Linked DNA regions of Homo sapiens: region 1 is linked to region 2. The links are chromatin loops, found by intact Hi-C in ENCODE. Cell type or tissue: Calu3. All regions are shown on one strand. Links, peaks and the distances in the headings refer to the core of each region. The heading gives the core; the rest is flanking DNA.

What was found. A loop is a pair of places that touch in the nucleus more often than their neighbours do. Peaks named below come from ENCODE experiments on the same cell type or tissue, not always from the same donor. Only the 100,000 strongest peaks of a DNase experiment are listed, where the experiment ranks them.
Region 1: a loop joins it to region 2, with 6 times the contacts of the local background. A loop is called at or near these places in 4 of 110 quality-filtered maps.

Annotation. Positions count from the first base shown.
Region 1 is chr18:37,249,607-37,258,773 of GRCh38, forward strand. It overlaps CELF4 (CUGBP Elav-like family member 4), which reads right to left. Exons shown (of 13, transcript NM_020180.4): 12 at 4,161-4,332. The coding sequence ends at 4,205. Among named protein-coding and RNA genes, the nearest start is that of SNORA111, 210 kb to the right of the region's middle. RefSeq lists enhancers at 1-431, 432-932 and a silencer at 4,453-4,602. In Calu3, for the core only: no CTCF peak of the experiment used is centred there; DNase peaks (open chromatin) are centred at 2,305, 3,955, 4,485, 7,325 and 1 weaker place.
Region 2 is chr18:36,944,158-36,953,324 of GRCh38, forward strand. All of the region lies in intron 5 of KIAA1328, which reads left to right. Among named protein-coding and RNA genes, the nearest start is that of KIAA1328, 120 kb to the left of the region's middle. RefSeq lists an enhancer at 3,770-4,404. In Calu3, for the core only: no CTCF peak of the experiment used is centred there; a DNase peak (open chromatin) is centred at 3,874.

The sequences.
Region 1 (9,167 bases), core at 444-8,443, 310 kb after region 2:
AAGACTCCACGGGCTCAGCTGGCTACTGTCTTCATTAGGCAGCAGCTCCTCTTCTGCCTGCAGGGTGACCCCTTCCCGACCACTCTCGGGGTGGAGGCTCACAGAGCACAGCCCTAGGTGTGGCAGTGGGATCACTGACCGGCATGGTGAAGTCCAACTCACCGAGCTGGGTGAGGAAATTATGGCCAAGCTGAACCAATTCAGATCTCAGGTCCTAAAATCAGCTGGTCTCAAGCAAAGGAGGGCCAGGCCGAAAGCTACAGCCTGGCCCTGTATAGGTCAGACCCAAAGCACCTGTGCCTGCAAAGCCTGGACCCGACACTCTCCAAAAGCATACTCAGAGCCAGAGTCACAGGACTCACTGGGGTCAGGACAAGATGCTTGGTGCACTCTCCAGCCATAGAACTGGAGTGCTAGAAGTCTGAGAACCTGGCCTGCTGCTGGGGCCCAGTGTGTCTGGTAAGCAGTGGCGGAACAAGGGGCTCAGAGGCCAATCTCTGAGCTGGGCGGGGCCAGGCTGGGTGTGTTCTGCCCGCTGGCTATGGACCTGGCCACATGCATGTTTTTGCCTACTCTTCCTGCCTTTGCTTCCTTCCTTATTTATTTCCTGGCAAAGATTGCTTAGAGAAACTCCAGTCTTAGCACAAGACAACAAACCCAAGCCACCAGAGGGGTAGGGCAGTGGGGAAGCAGAAAACCCGCCAGGAAGGAGAGTCACTGACTCCAACCCTAATCCCACCCCACTCAGGACCTTGCTTCATGGAACCAAAGCCCAACTGTACTCCCCACAGCTGCCCTGCCTAGGCCCTTCTCCCTCCCCTAGGTCTGTCCCCACTCCCTTCTGACTTGGCCTTAGAAAGCCTGCACCACCATGGGGCAGCTGCCCTAGCCCTGAGGTCCCCCTTCCACCTCCCACTTTGCTCCCAGCTATGGCTGGTCCCTCGGCCCCTGCTCAGGCTTCCTGCCCTTCTGAGCACCTGGGGCTGCAGCTCAGGCCTCAGCACAAATGAATACCCTTTACTGGCCTGTGATACCAGGCAGTATTTTAGCTGATTTTTTGTGCCTTTTCCTCCCTCGCTGGCAGTCCGAGGGCAGCCACTTCTCATTGAGCCACTGCCTCAAGGCAGTCCCCAAGGCTGCCTTGAGAAGCTCTCTATCTCTTCTTAGCAACCGCCTTCTATTAGAGCTTCCAACAGTCTTGGGCTGGGAAGCCTGACAGCACCATTCGTTAAAATACTGTCTAAATGAAAATTAAATGTCAACCTTACTGTAGGAGTTATGTGACATAGTAGTTTTTTAAAGGACTGCTTAGTAGAAAGGAGGTGGTTAGATGGCTGACCCCAGAAAAGTGAGGTGTCATATGTACTCCCTCAGGACATTCAGGGTACTCTGGGGTAATAGGTTGGGGTGAGGGTAGGGTGGGGCTTCTCATTCTCCTCACTTGAAGGGGAGAAGGCTCCCTGGCTTCAAAGCTTGGCTCTGTGACTCACTAGCTGATGGGCAAGCTACTTAATCTCTCTGTGCCCCATCTGTGAAATGGAAATACTAACACTACCTACCTTATAGGTAGTTGTAGCTATGTAGTTAACATCTCCTAGTTGTTACTTCTCGGAGCAGTGCCTGGTGCATGGTAAGCACTGTGTGAAGGTCTAGGGTTCTAATCTTTCTGCCCTTTGCATGCCCTGGTGGAAGAACCGACTCTGTGTTTTAAACCACTCCTCCCAAGCCCCCACCCCAACTCTGAATGCCAGCTGGTTCAACCCTGTGGGCACTTCTGACCTTATATCCCAAACAATAAACCTGCCTTCTCACTCCTTCATCTGGGAATTCTTCTAACCTAGAGGTTTTATCCTGGCTTGAGCCAAGGAGGCTAAGACAAGCTACTTTCAGGGGTGCCCCTTGGAATCTCGGGACATGACCCTGCCTGATTCATATCCCCCTAACCCCCAAATCCTCTAGTTGACTCTAACACCTTAGTCTCATTAATGAGAAAAAAGAAGCCCAAAGAGGACAAGCACCCTAACCCAGGTCACACCTTAATGGCAGAGCTATGCTGATTTAAGAAAAAGTGTCCTATATACAGAAAAAGCTGCTTTCACGAAACCGTCCCTCCATTCCTATGGAAATGCCCCCATCTGCAAGCTGCCTCCTGGTGTCTGTGTGTGCACAGAGCCAGAAGCTCCTCGAGGGCAGGGATGGTGACTCATTCATCCTTGCATCCCCCACACTGGGCCCAGTGCCTGGCACAAGAAGGTGCCCAAACTCTGAATAACATGTGTGTTTGCATCTGGACACAAGCCAGAAATGGGCAAGGATGGGAAACAAGCCAGAAATGGGCAAGGATGGGAAACCAGGAGGCAGGAAAGACTGGTTTTGCTTTTCCAGGATTGCAGAGAGTGGAGGCACAAGCACTCCCCCAGAGAGAAGGCCCCTGCTCTCTGAGGGTGAGAGTTGCTACTTCTGGGTGGAGGAAGGGTGTTCTGCTGGTATCTGTACCCCAGCACTGGGTGGAAGATTTGAGGGGAGACTGGGAAGCTGGAGACCTCCCTCCCAAACTCTGGACTGTGAAACTCAAATGTGTATTTTTCACATGCCTGATCTTTCTCCCAATCCCTCTGTTCTTCCAGTGACTTGGGCCAAAAGCCTGGGACTCATCCTTGGCTCCTCTTTCAAAATACACCTAGAAATTAATTCCTTCACATCTCATCAACTGCTGTGACACTGGACTGAGTGGTCAGTGCAGTAGACCTATGCTTTGGCCCCCTACAAGCTATTGTCAACACAGAAGCCAGGGTGACCCCACTGAAATGCAAGTTACCCATCACTCTCCTATTCAGAACTCTCCAATGCTCTCTCCATCTCCCATTTCAGAGAAGAGACCAAAGTCCACGCAGTGGCCTTCAAGGCCCCACACCAGGTGGCCCTCCTCACTCTCCCAGCAACCCAGTCTCTTGCTGTTCCTACTCCACTCTGCAGCCCCACCTTGCAGCCTCCATACTGACTGTTCCCTCAGAGGCGGGGGCATGGCTGCTTCCCTCACCTTCTATGCTCCAATTCACTTCCTCAGTGAGATCTACACTGACCATGTGGTTTAACTGTAGCCAACAATCTCGACATACTAGATCATATTCTTTGATCACACGTCATTGTTTATTGTCTGTCTCCACCTTCTCAATCTTGCTCACTGCTGAACCCCAAGTACCTAACACAGTAGCTGGCACACAATACTGCTGAATAAATGGAGGAACATGGGCAGGGAGGGGCGGTCAGAGGGCAGCAGGGTGCTGAGCTGGAAAGGCCCGAAAGGAGCCTTCACCTCTGCTCTGTGAAGAAGCCGAGGCTGCAAGAGCCACAGCACTGGGGGAAACCATTCTGAAGGTTGACTTTTGATGTCCTGGGGAATCTCCCCCCATTCTTTCTGCAGGAAGAACTTTGCTCAGGGGAACACGTGGGCTGGAAGAGGCGTGGCTGACTGTGTCTTCAGCTCCTAGGCAGGACCCAGCCCAGCAGAAAAGGTAACAACGACCACTCATCATGACCCGTGTGGGGCAGGCAGGGCCCGGGATCTCAGTGCTGTACCATCACCCTCCTCAGCTTTCATCCCATCCTGCTTTGTTTCTTAGTAAAGTTCCCTTTGAAAGATCCTGTCCTTCCTCTCTTCACTGAGCTATGGGGAAAGACAGGGGTGCAGGGGTCAAGTGTCTAAAGGCTACCAGCCCTCCTGGAAGAACTGGGGAGGAGAGAGCCGGGGGTCTGGGAGCAGGCCCCGCGGGCGGCTGCAGCTCTTCTGGGTAGAGCCTGTTCTGCCCCCAACCTCCCTCAGCCTGAGCTTGCCACCTGTTCACCCCAGGGTTCTCTGGCCAACAGGACTGCCAATGTAGACCCGGAGGCGCAGGCCCAGGGCTCGCCTCACCCGCCCGGAGTGGCTCCCTCACTCCTGCCCCTGGTGGCCCTGCCACAGGGAAATGGCCAGGCCCATTTCTGCCGGGGTGACGGCAGCTCTGCGCCTGGCCCGAGGAGCAGGGCGAGGAGCAGGTTGAGCCGGGCGCAGCGGGTCCAAGGCACCAGTGAGGGTCCGGCCCACGGAGGCCGGAGGAGGCGGCGGGTCCGTCTGGTTCCCTCCCAACCCCCGTCCCCGCGCCCCGGCCGCCCCCGGTTACCTGTGCGAGTCCTGGTCTCCCCCGGGGGACGCTCCCGCCGGCGCTCAGTACGGGCGATTGGCGTCTTTGGGCCGCTTCAGCTGCACCTTGAGCCTCTTCATGCCGATCTGGAAGCCGTTCATGGCCTGGATGGCGGTCTGCGCGCTGGCCGGGTTGTCGAAGCTCACGAAGCCTGGCGAGACACGAGGGACGAGGGCCTGGGTTTCCACGGGGCCGCCCGGGGCGCTGCCGGCGGGGAGGGGTCGGGGGACAGGGGGGCGGGGCGGGCCTGAGGCTCTCCCCCTCGGGCCCCGCCCCCGGCCCCGCCCCGGTGCCCGCCCCTCTCCAGCCCGCGCGCGCGTGCTAGGCCCCTCCGGGGGCAGGCGCTGGCGGGGACCCGGCTCGCTGACCTGCGCCTAGTCTCTGGCCGCGTCACTCGCCCGGCGCCCGCTCCCCAAGTGGGGCCCGCGGCCGGGCGGCGCTGGGAGAGGCGCCCGCCCCCCACCCCCGCCGGCCCCGGCACCTCAGCCCTCGCCTCGGCGGGAGAGGGCGGACACACCTGCGGGTGGAGGAGTTTATTGGACACTGTCCTCCCTGACAGGAGGGGGCCTGGCAGCGCGCGGGCACAGGGTGCCGGCCTGGGGAGAGAGACGAGTGCGAGGGGCCGGGAGGGAGGCGCCGCCGAGAAACTTCTCCACCGCCGGCCCGGCCGCCCCCCTCGCCACCGCAGGTGCCCGGCTGTCGGAGGAGGCCCAGAGGCTGAGCCCTCGCGGGCCCTCCGCCCCCACTCCCGGCCTCTGCCCGCCCCGCCAGGCTCCGGGTGGGCCCTGGGCGTCACCTCGCCCCGGGCGCCGTCGGCACCTCTCTTCTCCACGCCCTGCGCCGTGGACTAAGCACGCACCAGCTGATATGTCCATAACAAGTCACAAGACCATCAGTGCAAATCAGGCCACAGCCCTCCGTGCAGAAGCGCTTCCCACGCGTTCACTCCTGTGCCCAGATGGCATGCAGAACCTTGCGGCTCCCAGGCCCAACCGCGCAGGTCCCAGATGGGCACAGGTCATGTTCCCAAAATGAGGTCAGAAGTCACCTTTGGGGAACTCTGAATGCATCTCTTCATACAGACAACATTTTACATCAGCATTTCCCAAACTGGCCCTAATAGGTGCTCCTCGAGAAAGGGCTTGTGTGGTCAGGAGGTTTAGAGCCAGGCCCACTGGGCCAGTGCAGCATATCAACAAATAACGTCCCCTCCCTCACCGAGTTGTAGTAAATGAACCTTTATAGCTTTGTTTAATCTAGTATTTCCTTGAATTCATTCGACTTTAGAGGCCTTTTCTCCTGTAAAAAGGACTTAGATCCTGCAAAATATATGAAAGCTTGGCGAGATACTGAGGCGTTCCCATGAACGTGCCCGTTGCGTAATGGTCCCCAAATGGCCATTAGGTATAAGACAGAGATGCACAGCCACCCGGGAGTGAAGTAGAAGCCGTCTTCTCAGTTTATTGTCTGTGGTACCTCGGGCCTGCCTTGGGACTTCTCTCCAAGAAAGAGAGCCCTTCCTCACTTTCCCTACCTGCTGGTTCTTTTTCCCTCTTTCCCTCTGCCCCAGATGCTGCCTCCATCGTCTCTTTCTTTCTCTCCTCTCCTTCCTGCCTTGCTCAAGTTTGCTCCTACAGCCGAACAAGCGCAACAATTGGTCAGAGCTGGGCCCAGAGCAACAAAACTAACCTCTGTATAAATATAGATACCAGAATAAATAGGGAGAATTTCAGCTGATCCATACGAGATTCGCCTCCAGCCATATTTCCACCAGCTCCCCTCAGCCCCTCCTGGCCCGTCCCCACCTCCGCTGACCTGTATGTCTAATCACTAAAGTCAAGTTACGTCAAGTAAAAGTCAAGTACTTAGTAAACCAGAGCAGTTTTCAAATATGTGAATTGTGTGTTGATACTGCTTTCCCCAGAATAAGGAAGGTGGCTGGACAAAAGCCTGTCCCTGCCAGGACAAGGTAGCCTGACTATGGGGGACATGCTGCCCCTCATTCTTCTCATCATCCACCTGAGCTCAAAGAAGGGAGGGGAAAGAAGATAAAAAGGGCTGGAGGAGCTGTCTAGGGCACAGGCGTAGCGGCAGGCAGAACCACTGTGTGGGGAGGGCAGAGAGGAAGTTCTGGAGGAGGGCAGAAGCCCAGCCTTCCTGGAAGAGTTTAGAGGTCCTCGGAAGCCCGAGAGTTGAGAAGCAGTCCAGGGTCAAGGGAATTTTTCTTCCCTTGAACTGTTAGTAACTGGCTAGCAGTCTGAGCAGGGTCCCTCCCCTGCAGACTGGAGGCCCCTGTGGCAGGGCTCTGGGCACTGTCTCCCAAGTTCATGGTTCCAGGACCGTCTTCCTTCTTCCAGAGCTACCTCTCCTTCCCTCCTCCTATCCTCAGAAGGTTTCTGCTCCCAGGCCCTGTGGGAAGGCCCGCAGATAGAATCCCCCTATGGTATTCCCCCAGCCCTCCTTCCAACATAGGAACATTTGTGCTAGACATGCCCTCATGAAGGTATCTGGAAGATTCTGCTCATAAATTTACACATGTGCTTATAAAGAGTGAATGTGGCCTTTGAGGAGTTCACTTTAACATAGGGCCACTTTTATAGCAAAAATAGCACTTTAAGAACAAAGGGGACCTAGCACTTCCTGAGGGTCTGCCCTGGGTAAGCTCCCTCACAGCATCCCTGGGGCGATGATTAAAATCCCCTTTTCACAAAGGAAGAGATTGAGGCTCACAGGGTTAAATGACTTGTCCATGAGGGAATGCTGAAGTTAGGTATCACTTTATTTTATTTTTATTTATTTATTTTGTTATTTATTTTTGAGACGGAGTATTGCTATGTCACCAGGCTAGAGTGCAGTGGTGTGATCTCGGCTAACAGCAACCTCCCTTCCTGGGTTCAAGCAGTTCTCCTGCCTCTACCTCCTGAGTAGGTGGGATTACAGGCGCACACCACCACATCCAGCTAATTTTTGTATTTTTAGTAGAGATGGAGGTTCACCATGTTGGCCAGGCTGGTCTCGAACTCCTGACCTCAAGTGATCTGCCCGCCTCAGCCTCCCAAAGTGCTGGGATTATAGGCATGAGCCACTGCACCCAGCCTAGGTTTCACTTTAAAGGCCTCTGGGATATTGGCAGAAAGCTCAGCTGCCTGGTGAGAGAGAGAACCCAAGTGGCTTAACCAGGAACAGCTGGGCTGGACCAGCATCTCAGGAGTCTGTCCTTTTTTCAGGGCTGGTATGCTCGACATCAGAAATTTGTTCAAGAGAGGAGAGCTAGATTAGAGGTATACTAATTAGAGAGAAAAAAAAACTGTAGTCCTGGCTAATTTAAGTGGGCTAACAGCTTAAAGAGGGTAGTGCTTAGAGCAGACTGCAAGGAAATGCCTTTGGAAAGCCGGACTGCACCCACACCCGGGATGGTGCAAATATGCCAAGCCCAGCTATGGCTGGAGACTAAACCTGTTCCAGCAGAGGCGCCCAGAGCTTCCTGGGCTCTCAGCAGCGCTCTTCTCATTTATGTAACATTTGGGACTTCCTTAAAGAGCAGATGCAACTGATTTCCAGCTTGTTGTTTTTACATACATAACTGTAATTCATAAGGAGAAATACCAAAGAGTGGAGGACTGCAACCCTGTCTTTTGCTTCTGCTTTGTTTTTCCACACCCAGAGAGAAATGAGCTGCTGGGGCAACTCCATGCCATTGAAAGACCACAAGTTTCCTGTGGCAGCTCCAGAGGGGAAGGGACAATGGTGCAAAGATCTTGACTACTTTGGGGAACATGCTCCGAATCCTCAAGCCCTTCATGATTCCAGAAGGTTGGACTCCAGACTGGAAACTCCTTAACATGCGCTTCCTGATGCTGCACTCCTGTCTCCTCTCCCCTCCACCACCCCCAAGCTGTGACCTGGGTTCCTTGCAACTCAACCTCCTACTCTCTCCTCCCAGCCCCAGAATCTGGGGGTCAGCCTGGAGATACTGAGTGTCTGGCAGACTCAGCTCTGGTTCCATATGTGGCTCTCTGGGGACTGGACTCTTCAGTCCTCATGACTTACGAAAGGGTCTGGCCCAGAAGGAACGGATGAAGGAGAAGGATGAGGAGGTCGGAGGGCAACAAGGAGGAGTGGAGGAGAAAGGGTGATATGAAATTCCAGGAGGAGGTCTGACGCTTGCTGGATAGGGTTGCCAGACTTAGCAAATAAAAACACGGGATGCCAGTTACATTTAAGCTTCACATCAACAATAAATACTTTTTACTGTAAGTACATACTTATACTAAAAATGTATCCTTTGTCTATCTGAAATTCAAATTTAACTGGCCATCTATATTTTATCTGACAGCCATACTTCTGGATGCTTTCGAGTTTTCCCTCTCCCATCTAACACCATGCCCTGAGCACATTTCCTGCAAACTGTATTTTTATTACTCTCAGCTCAAGGACCTCCCACCATTTCCACTGCCTACCACACCCCGTGAAACACCCCCCTCTGCATAGTGGAAACCCCCCAGCACAGACACCACACCCCCGCGCCTGGTCTCCCTCTCACTGTCCTCTGGCTCGTCTCACCCCAGCCCCATGCCTTCCTCATCCAATTCTCCCCACGTGGAGTTCCCTCCCTTCCTTTTTGTGTATTTATATCCATCTGCCTTCCTTGTCGTTTCATTATTAGGTGCCTCGCAGATTTCACTGCTATAAACATAATTTTCATCTAAGCTCAGCGCTTAGGCTTCCTGAGGGCAGGGACCAGTCTCCTCTTCCTGACTCCTCAACAATGCCCAGCTCTGGTGGCCTGAGGCAGGTGAGTGGGGAGGGCAGGAGGGGAGCAAAAAGCAGGGTAGACAGAGAAGGAGTTGGGGCAGGACAGAGAGCTGGAGAGAGGAGGCGAAGGGGTGGGCAGGAGAGGGGCCTGGCTAGGTGACTGCCCTGCCCAGGTGTCACGCTCTGATTTAGCCTCGGGCTCAGGCCAGGCCACTCTCACCATGAGAGGAG
Region 2 (9,167 bases), core at 436-8,435:
TAATAATCATGTTTGTAAAATGGGACTGCTGTAGAACCTCATGTCATACTGTTTTTCTTGAATAGCTAAGAAGTAGAAATTTGGGGATCTCCAGCCTCTGTATTGAATTTGAAGCTGTGGTAGAATATAAGGTCATGGGGGCCAGGCGCGGTGGCTCACACCTGTAATCCCAGCACTTTAGGAGGACAAGGCGGGCGGATCACAAGATCAGGAGATCGAGACCATCCTGGCTAACACGGTGAAACCCCATCTCTACTAAAAACACAAAAATATTAGCCAGGCATGGTGGCGGGCGCCTCTGTTCCCAGCTACTCAGGAGGCTGAGGCAGGAGAATGGCGTGAACCCGGGAGGCGGAGCTTGCAGTGAGCTGGGATCACGCCACTGCATTCCAGCCTAGGCAACAGAGTGAGACTCTGTCTCAAAAAAAAAATACAAGGTCATGGGGAAGTAGCACAAACAGAGTAGGTTCTTGGACATTATCTTAGGGAGTATGTCCATTTAATGATGGGTAAAGAAAAGGATATCAGTGAAAGAGATTTAAGGAGCAATCAGTAAGGAAGAAACAGAATGAACCAGTAACTGCGAAACCAGGAGAGGAGATCTGTTGAAGAAGGAAGTGACCAGCAAAGAGGATAAAACCCCAAATCAGGTTGTTACATTTAACAATTAATAGATTAAAGAATACTTGTCAAGAATCCAGTTTAAATAGAGTGAGTGATGGAAAACATATAGGGCCAAAAAGTAAACTGGAACTGAGGAAACAGAGACTGTGAATATAGATTAATTTTTTGAGAACTTTGGTAATAATGAGGAAGAGGGAGAGATGTTGGCAGCTTAAGAAGAAAGCTTTGTTTGAGAAAGGCTTTTCTTAAGATAAACATGAATGCTTATGGACAGTAGCAAAAAGCTTTTGGCTCAGGGATTGTTCTTTTAAATGTTTATGGGCTAACTTATGTAGTATTCATAGTATTAAAATAGTAAAGTAAAACCTAGCCCCTTGATTTTAGTGATATTGTGAAACTTTTGTCTTTGAGTATTTTTGGGCTATTCCTCTATAACATTTCTTGAATGGAGGGTAAAACAAAAAATCTGGTTCTTTACCAGTGTTTCAGAATCATTCTGCTGAACAGTCCACATAAGCTTAATTATATTAAGAACCATTGAAGTAAAGTTGTTCATAAAATTTTTTTTGCCTTAGTCTTTGTGGCATTTGCTGAGTTTAGACAATAACCGCCCCCCCCACGAAGTTACTTAATTTTTCTCTGAGCAGTAATTTACATGTGTGATCAATAGCCTCAGTCATTTTCAAAGAGACAAGTAATGAAATATTCCTACTACTTTTAAAATTTTAACCTTAAGATGATAACTGTGATTCCATTGTATAAGAACTCTCCTTTTTCACTTCAGTTAATACAGTTTTATTGAATGTGTTTGATTTTCACTTAGAATTATTAATACTGGGTGATATTTTCATACTACATTACAGAGTACTTGCAACTCTGGTGAGAATGCTGTTCCCCAAGGCCATAGCTAATGGTCTAGCAATGTTAAACTGAATTTAGAAATGATACTGTAAACTTATGCTTAAAAGTGTGGGTGGGTGATATAGAAGATGAGTATCTTTTTGGAAATAGAAGAGAGAGGGTGTGGTTGTTTCCTTCTCATGGACTCTTCCCCCAGTATAAATTCTTAAGCACTACAGGTAGTATTTGCTAATTGTTATTACATGTTGAATATCCTGTATCCAAAATTCTTGAGGCCAGAAGTGTTTCAGATTTTGGATTTTTTTAGATCTTGCGGTATTTGCAATATACTTACCAGTTGAACATCCCTAATCCGGAAATCCAAAATGCTGCAATGAGCATTTCTTCTGGACATTATGTTCATGCCCAAAACATTTCAGAGTTTGGAGTATTTCTAATTTTGGATTTCAGATTAGGGATATTCAACCTATACTTCAGTAGTTAGCCAAAATAGAAATGTTACACTGCCCTAAAAATTCAGAATGCTGCTTCCTTTTAAAGAAGAAAGTGGATTATTTTACATCTCTTATTTTACTTTCTATATGCTTCCTTCCAAAACAAAAACAGTTGACCAAAACAGATAAAATAAACACAGAAAGACATACCAAGAATGACTTAAAGGGAGGAAGCAAAGGAGTCCAATAATGTATTACATTTCAACATAAAGGAGAAGGATGGGCCTCCTCTCACTGGTGTGAAAGAGGGTTCTTAGAGATGATTGATACGCATACCGTAAGTATGTTCCCTGGACCAGCAACATCAGCATTACTCAGAAGCTTGTTAGACCCTACCTCAGATCTACTGGATCAGAATTTGCTTTCCAACAAGACCCACAGGTAATTCTTTTGTACATTACATTTTAAGGAATGCTGCTCTAGTGGTTCTAAGACTTTATTCTAAATCTCAGCTCACTGCTAGGTTATCCTTGGATAAGTTATTAACCATTCTGTGCTGCAGATTTATTTGTAAAATGAGATTAATAATAGTACATAATGGGTTTTTTCTTTTAATAAGAATTAAATATAATCTCTTTAAATTAAATATAATGTTAGTCCCTCACCTTCAAGTAGAGGTTATACTGAGCTATTCAAAGATACTGTGGTTCAGGCATCCGTTCCTGGTGATAGGTGCTTAATTGTGAAATAGGTGATGATAGTATCTTATTCTTAAAAGAGAACTCTGATGAAATCTCTGAAGAAGGGAGAGATGACAAGCATAAAAATGATAGCACTGGAAGATGAAATACTGTATATGAGGAACACTTGATGTCACTGGATTGCTTCGTGTGGGAGAAAGAAGATTGAGGGACCACTTAAACTCGGTTTACATTTCCACTAAGAAATGAATTGTTAGGCTCCTGTAATCCCAGCTACTCGGGAGGCTGAAGCAGGAGAATCGCTTGAACTTGGGAGGTGGAGGTTGCAGTGAGCCGAGATCACGCCACTGCACTCCAGCCTGGGCGACAGAGCAAGACTCCGTCTCCTAAAAAAACCAGAAATGAATTGTATTACATGGTAAGATAAAATAGTTCAAGGAGACAAATATAGGAATGTTGATAAAAAGAGTCAAACTCTGTAAAACATTTAAGGAGGCTTATTATGTGCCAAATATGGGTGACCAAGGCCTGTGACACAGCCCCAGGATGTCCTGAGAACCTGTGCCCAATGTGATTGGGTGACAGCTTGATTTTATACATTTTAGGGGGACAAGTTACTGGCAGACATAAATCAATACATGTAAAGTGTACATTGATTCAGTCTGGAAAGGTGGGACAACTCGGGCTTTTAGGTCATAGGTGGATTCACGGATTTTCTGATTGGGAGTTGGTCAAAAGAGTTAAGTTATTATCTAAAGACCAGGAATCAATAGAAAGGAGTGTCTGGGTAAAGATAAGGGGTTGTGGAGACCAAGGTTTTTTGCAGGTTTTTATTATGCCTCATAGGTGGCCACCCTTAGAGGCAATTGATGGCAAGTGTTTTCTGTTCAAATGTTTCAAAGGTGCTAGACTGGCAGCTAATCTCTTCAGGAACAGAAGAACTGGAAAGGGAGGAGGATTCTCAACATAATGTAGATTTTCCCCACAAGAGATAGCTTTGCAGGACCATTTCAAAATATGTCAAAGAAATATATTTTGGGGTAAAACACTTTGATTTTTTTCAGGGCCTGGTATCTATCATATACTTGACTCTATACTAGAGTCAGGTTGGAATTTGATATCTCATTGCTGCAGAGAGACTGCTTTGCCAGTCTTAAGATCTCTGTTTTAATGTTAATGTTGGTCAATTGTGCCTGAATTCCAAAGGGATGAGGGTATAATGAGGCGTGTTTGACCTCCCCTTCCCATCATGGCCTGAACTTGTTTTTCAGGTTTACTTTGGAATGCCCTCGGCCAAGAGCGGCCTTCATTCAGTCAGTTGAGGGGCTTAGAGTTTTATTTTTGCAGGAGTATGAAGAAAGAGAGGTATCATGTGTATTGAAATGGATAGCTCATGAAATGTTTTCATTTAATGGTAAGAACAAATCTCTTCTGTTTGAAGATCGGAAGTAGAATGACATGACTTTTTGTTTGTTTGTCTTTTGTTTTTTTTTTTTTTTTTTTGAGACAGAGTCTTACTCTGTCTCCAGGCTGGAGTGCTGTGGTGCGATCTCGGCTCACTGCAACCTCCAACTTCTTGGTTCAAGTGATTCTCCTGCCTCAGCCTCCTGAGTAGCTGGGATTACAGGCATGCGCCACCACGCCTGGCTAATTTTTGTATTTTTAGTAGAGATGGAGTTTCACCATGTTGTCCAGGATGGTCTCAATCTCCTGACCTCGTGATCCTCCCACCTCGGCCTCCAAAAGTGCTGGGATTACAGGCATTAGCCACCACGCCTTTTTTTTTTTTTTTGAGACAGTCTCACTCTGTTGCCCAGGCTGGAGTAAAATGGCACGATCTCAGCTCACCGCAACCTCTACCTCCTGGGTTCAAGCGATTCTCCTGCCTCAGCCTCTTGAGTAGCTCAGATTACAGGCATGCGCCACCACGCCCAGCTAATTTTGTATTTTTAGTAGAGACGGGGTTTCTCCATGTTGGTCAGGCTGGTCTTGAACTTCCAACCTCTGGTGATCCGCCCGCCTCGGCCTCCCAGAGTGCTGGGATTACAGGCGTAAGCCACTGCGACATGACTTTTTTTAAAGAGCTTTCAGTCTGTTTCTCGTGTTTGGAGCTGGTAGTTTTCAGCCTGATATGTTTCACTATGCTTCACAAAGCATTATTCACACAACTTCACTGATCAGCCTTTTGGGGTCTGGAGAGCTTAGTGTGCAGACCATTTTCCATAGTCTATATTGTCAGGAATTTTCCCTTTTTGAAATTGGAAGTTTTTAAGTGTTAATTATTGTTGTGCAGTTCACTTGATAAGGAAGCTTCTTGGGGGAGAGGTATGATGGCAGCTTTTTTTCTTCTACAGTTCTAAGGTAGTTCTTGTAACCCATGAAAGGCTGAATTGCTTTAAAGCAGCCTTTCCAAAAGGGTAAAATATTTCTCCTTCGGGTCCAGCTGAAACATAGAACTTTTAAACAAAAAATAAATTTTTAAGCAAGTTAGAAGCAAGAGAAAATGCATGGTTTTTAATAGAAATGTTTTCTCAACCTTTAATGTCTACAGTGAATGCTGAAAATTTATATTTTCTTATTTTGTGAAAAGGAAACTATAAAAACATGAAATCAAAGTTCTGGTCCATCTGGCACATTGATAGCCTGCTTTTTAGGGTGTCTGGATTTAAACATTTAAATAAGTGTCCTTACCTTTAAAGTTGGAGAAATAAACCTTGGGTCTCCATTGTGTAGGTAGTTTCTAAAATCCATAGGGTCTAATGACCTGAGAAAAAGACAGAATGTAAAGCACCTCAATTTCAAGTCTGTTTCTACCCAGCTCCCCCCCCCCCACCCCCCGATCTTGATTTGCAATTCTGCAAGAAATAAGGTAGGGACTTAGATAACTCTAAAGGAGCTAGTTAAATACTCTAATTAGCTATCTTTCCGTGGCTCATGTTTTTGTTCAGGTGATCAAACAGAATGAATTACAGTCTAGAAGAGTCTGAGTGGGTCACTTGAGTCTTGTTTCCATCTTTAAGTGTCCAGAGCATTGAGTTTTCCACTGTTTTGTGCTTTATTACCCTCCCCCAATGGATTACTGTCATCAGGAAATTGAAAAATAACATGTTCATACACCGAATTTGCCATAAATTTTTCTTTTAGTTAAATGGAAGATTTCAGACTTGTATCAGTGGCTTGTGCTCTTGCACAGATCACAGCTTCATAAACAGGTGTAAATATTTATGTGAAATTCTTACCTAGCCCTGTGAACCACTTGATCTTGGAATCACTTTTTCTTTTTACAAACAATCCATTTTCAGTTGCATATATTATCAATGAGTCCTAAACTAGATATATAATTTAGACCTCAATTTTTATATCAGAAAATGTGTACTCTTTTTTTCAAAAGGGAGAAAAGAAAATGATTGTAAGGTGAGGAATTTGACGTGGTCAGAAACCATATTTAAGATGAGAAAATCTTGCTAGGTTAGAAAACATTTTAGTTTTTAATGAGTCAATATTTTAAGCATCTTCTTGGCTGGTTTAAAGGCCACATTGTCTATTTATGGTTTGTTTCCATTCCAAACTCAAAACCAACGTGAAAATTCAATAGGAGCTCCTTTACTTTTATTTCTATACTCATTCCTCTAACATTTTTAAAGTGCCTGCTGTGTGCTGAAGAGATACCAAGATTAGTACACTACGATTTCCAGGAAAACACAGTCTGCTTCAGGTGATAGTAATATAGTCAAATAATTTTAACTTTATGGTATTTACTATGATAAAGGTGCTTAACTCTGCCTGGGAGGTCAGTGAAAGCTTGGAGGAAGAGGTGACATAAAAATTAAGTTTTAATGGACAAGTAGGAATCTAGGATTAAGGGCGGGCAAAACATTCTAGGCAGAACGTTATGCCTAGAATGATATGCTATCTTAATATATGGCTTGTAGGCATTCAGAGTAAAGGAAGTACCTGCCATAGTGAAAATATTTGGGTTCAGTATTTCCCCCAAAGTCTGTGAGTAATGGATTGCTTTACAGTTGGAGCCAGATGGCCTTACCTCAGATTCTTACCCGAGGATGATCCTGAATAAAACATCTCTCTTTTGTAAAGCTTCTCTCCCTGACAAGAAAATAGCCTAACTGTTCATCTACCAAAACAGTCGGGGGAGATGATGGACAACCAAGTAATGTCAAACTGATGTTTTGCAAGGGTCACCAATGGCTTCTCAACTCAGTCTTTAACTGGGGTGGCTGCTTTTCAGCACTGGACACAGTCGACTTCATCTTTTTATTTATCTTTGTTATTTATCTTTTTTCTCTGCCTGTCCTTTACTTGTTGTTACATTGGCCTCCTTCTCGTCTCACAGTTGGAACATTCCTTTCTCTAAGAGGCTTTCCCTGGCTCCTTGACTATTTGGGTCCTTTTAGAAAGTGTTCCTACAGCACTACATAATGTTCTTGTCATTACTCTTCATTTGTTTTTCTTTGTGTTTGATTACCTGCCATTCTTTCTCCCTAAAGGAGATAGTGTTAGTCTTGTTCATTATTGTATGTCTGGCATCTCATTCAGTCTCAGATGTTACTGTACTCATTATATTTATTATTCAATAAATATTTATTGAGCACTTATGTAGGCTAAGGAATTCAGTAGTAAACAAAACAAAAATTCCTGCCCTTACAGACTTATTTGTTGAATGAATGAATGAGTGAATTAATGAACAAACAAAACCTGTACACTCCCTGGACAATTTTACCCACTCTCATGTCTTCAGCCACCACATATAAAGTGATTAACTCCCAAATGTCTATTTCTACTCAGACTTCTTTTCTGAATTTCACGCCCAGGGATCCAAGTGTCCCCTCTTCGCTATCTCCACTAAACTCTCCCAAGCATCTTTAACTCTGTGTTCTAAAGCTGCACTCTCCCCAGATCTTTTCTTTATTCTGCATTCTCTGTCTTATAAATGGAATCACACATCTGCTCATACATCTTGTCACCCAGTTCATAAGCTGACATTGCCTTAAATGTCCCTTTTTAACCCCTTATCCCTATTTTCTACCATTATTACTCCGGCTCATGCCCCTCTCATCTCTTGCTTAGACTTCTATAGTGATTTTCTAATTGGTTGCTTTTATTCTAGTCTTAAGCCCTCTCATCCATCCTTTACTCTCCTACCAGAGGTATCTTTATGAAATGCAAATTAGCTGTAAGTCATCAGTGACTTAAATAGAGATAAAATCTAAACAACTTAGGGTAACATTTGAGATCTAGCCCCTGTTGATCTCTGTAGCCTCTTCACTCATTCTGTCCCACTCAGGACCAGTTAACCATCCATGCCATGCTTCTTGCAGTTCTCTTAATGTACATATTGATCATTTTTTTCTTTCCTTTGATCCTGGTGATTTCTCAGCCAGGGGTACTGCACAGCCTACCTACCTGGTACATCTATATACTTCTTTTCCAAAATTTGTTTTCAATGTCACATGTTCTCTGGAGCCTTTCCTAACTTCCCTCCAGTGTGGTCAAAGTGAACTACTCACCCCACCTTTTTAAAATCTCCATTGTACTCTAGTGTATAAATGTTTCTCCTGGAACATGTTATCCTTATTTGTTTAAATCTCTCCCTCTCTCTAAGCCTTGATGTCTTTTTTTTTTAAAAAATGTATTGAATATATACTTTGTGCCCTGCACTATGCTAAGTGTTCTTCATTTATTTATATCATTTACATTTGCAGTTGCCCTGTGAGGTGAGGTAGATATTATCCCCAGATGAAGATGTCAGAGAAGTTAACTGCCCTAAGTTATATCATTACTAAGTACCAGAGTTACGATTTGAGCCAAGAATGTTGGACTGACACCTAAGTCTATGCGTTTACTGAATCCACAGTACTGCCTTTGTACGTCTTATGCCTGTTACATTGTATTCAGAAAACATTTGTTAAATGACTGGAAGAAAGCTTGGCGGGTCTTTTTTGCATGGCCTTTTCGCTGTCTTGTGTGTGCCTCTCCCTGGCTCCAAGGACAGTTCTGGTTAGTATATGATCAGATCATAGTAACAGTTTGTCACCTGACTTACTGACCAAGGACTCGTGATTGTAGAGAACTCTTAGGAGGCTGACCTGATGCTCAAGTTTCTGCTTCTCACATGATAATTTGTGGTAGAGGTAGGAAGACAAGAAGAGACTGAGTAATAGTAGAAAGAGAGAAACACAAAAAAAGCAAACAACAAAAACCAAAACCAAAAAAAAAAAAGTTTTCCTGCAATGTTTTATTATGATAACTTTCAAATATATAGAGAGTTGACAATATGGCATTGAAACACTGTGTACCTTCTACCTAGATTTCAGTGGTTGGCATTGCCTATATCTGCTTTGCCCCCTCTCGTGTGTGTGTATTTTTAATACATATATCATAAATATAAATATTTAATATGCATATATAATTGTATATAAACATAATTATTAAATTATTATATTTATAATATATAGTGTAATATTTAATAATATATGCTATATAAATAAATATATTTATATTTATTATATACAAATATTTATATTATATA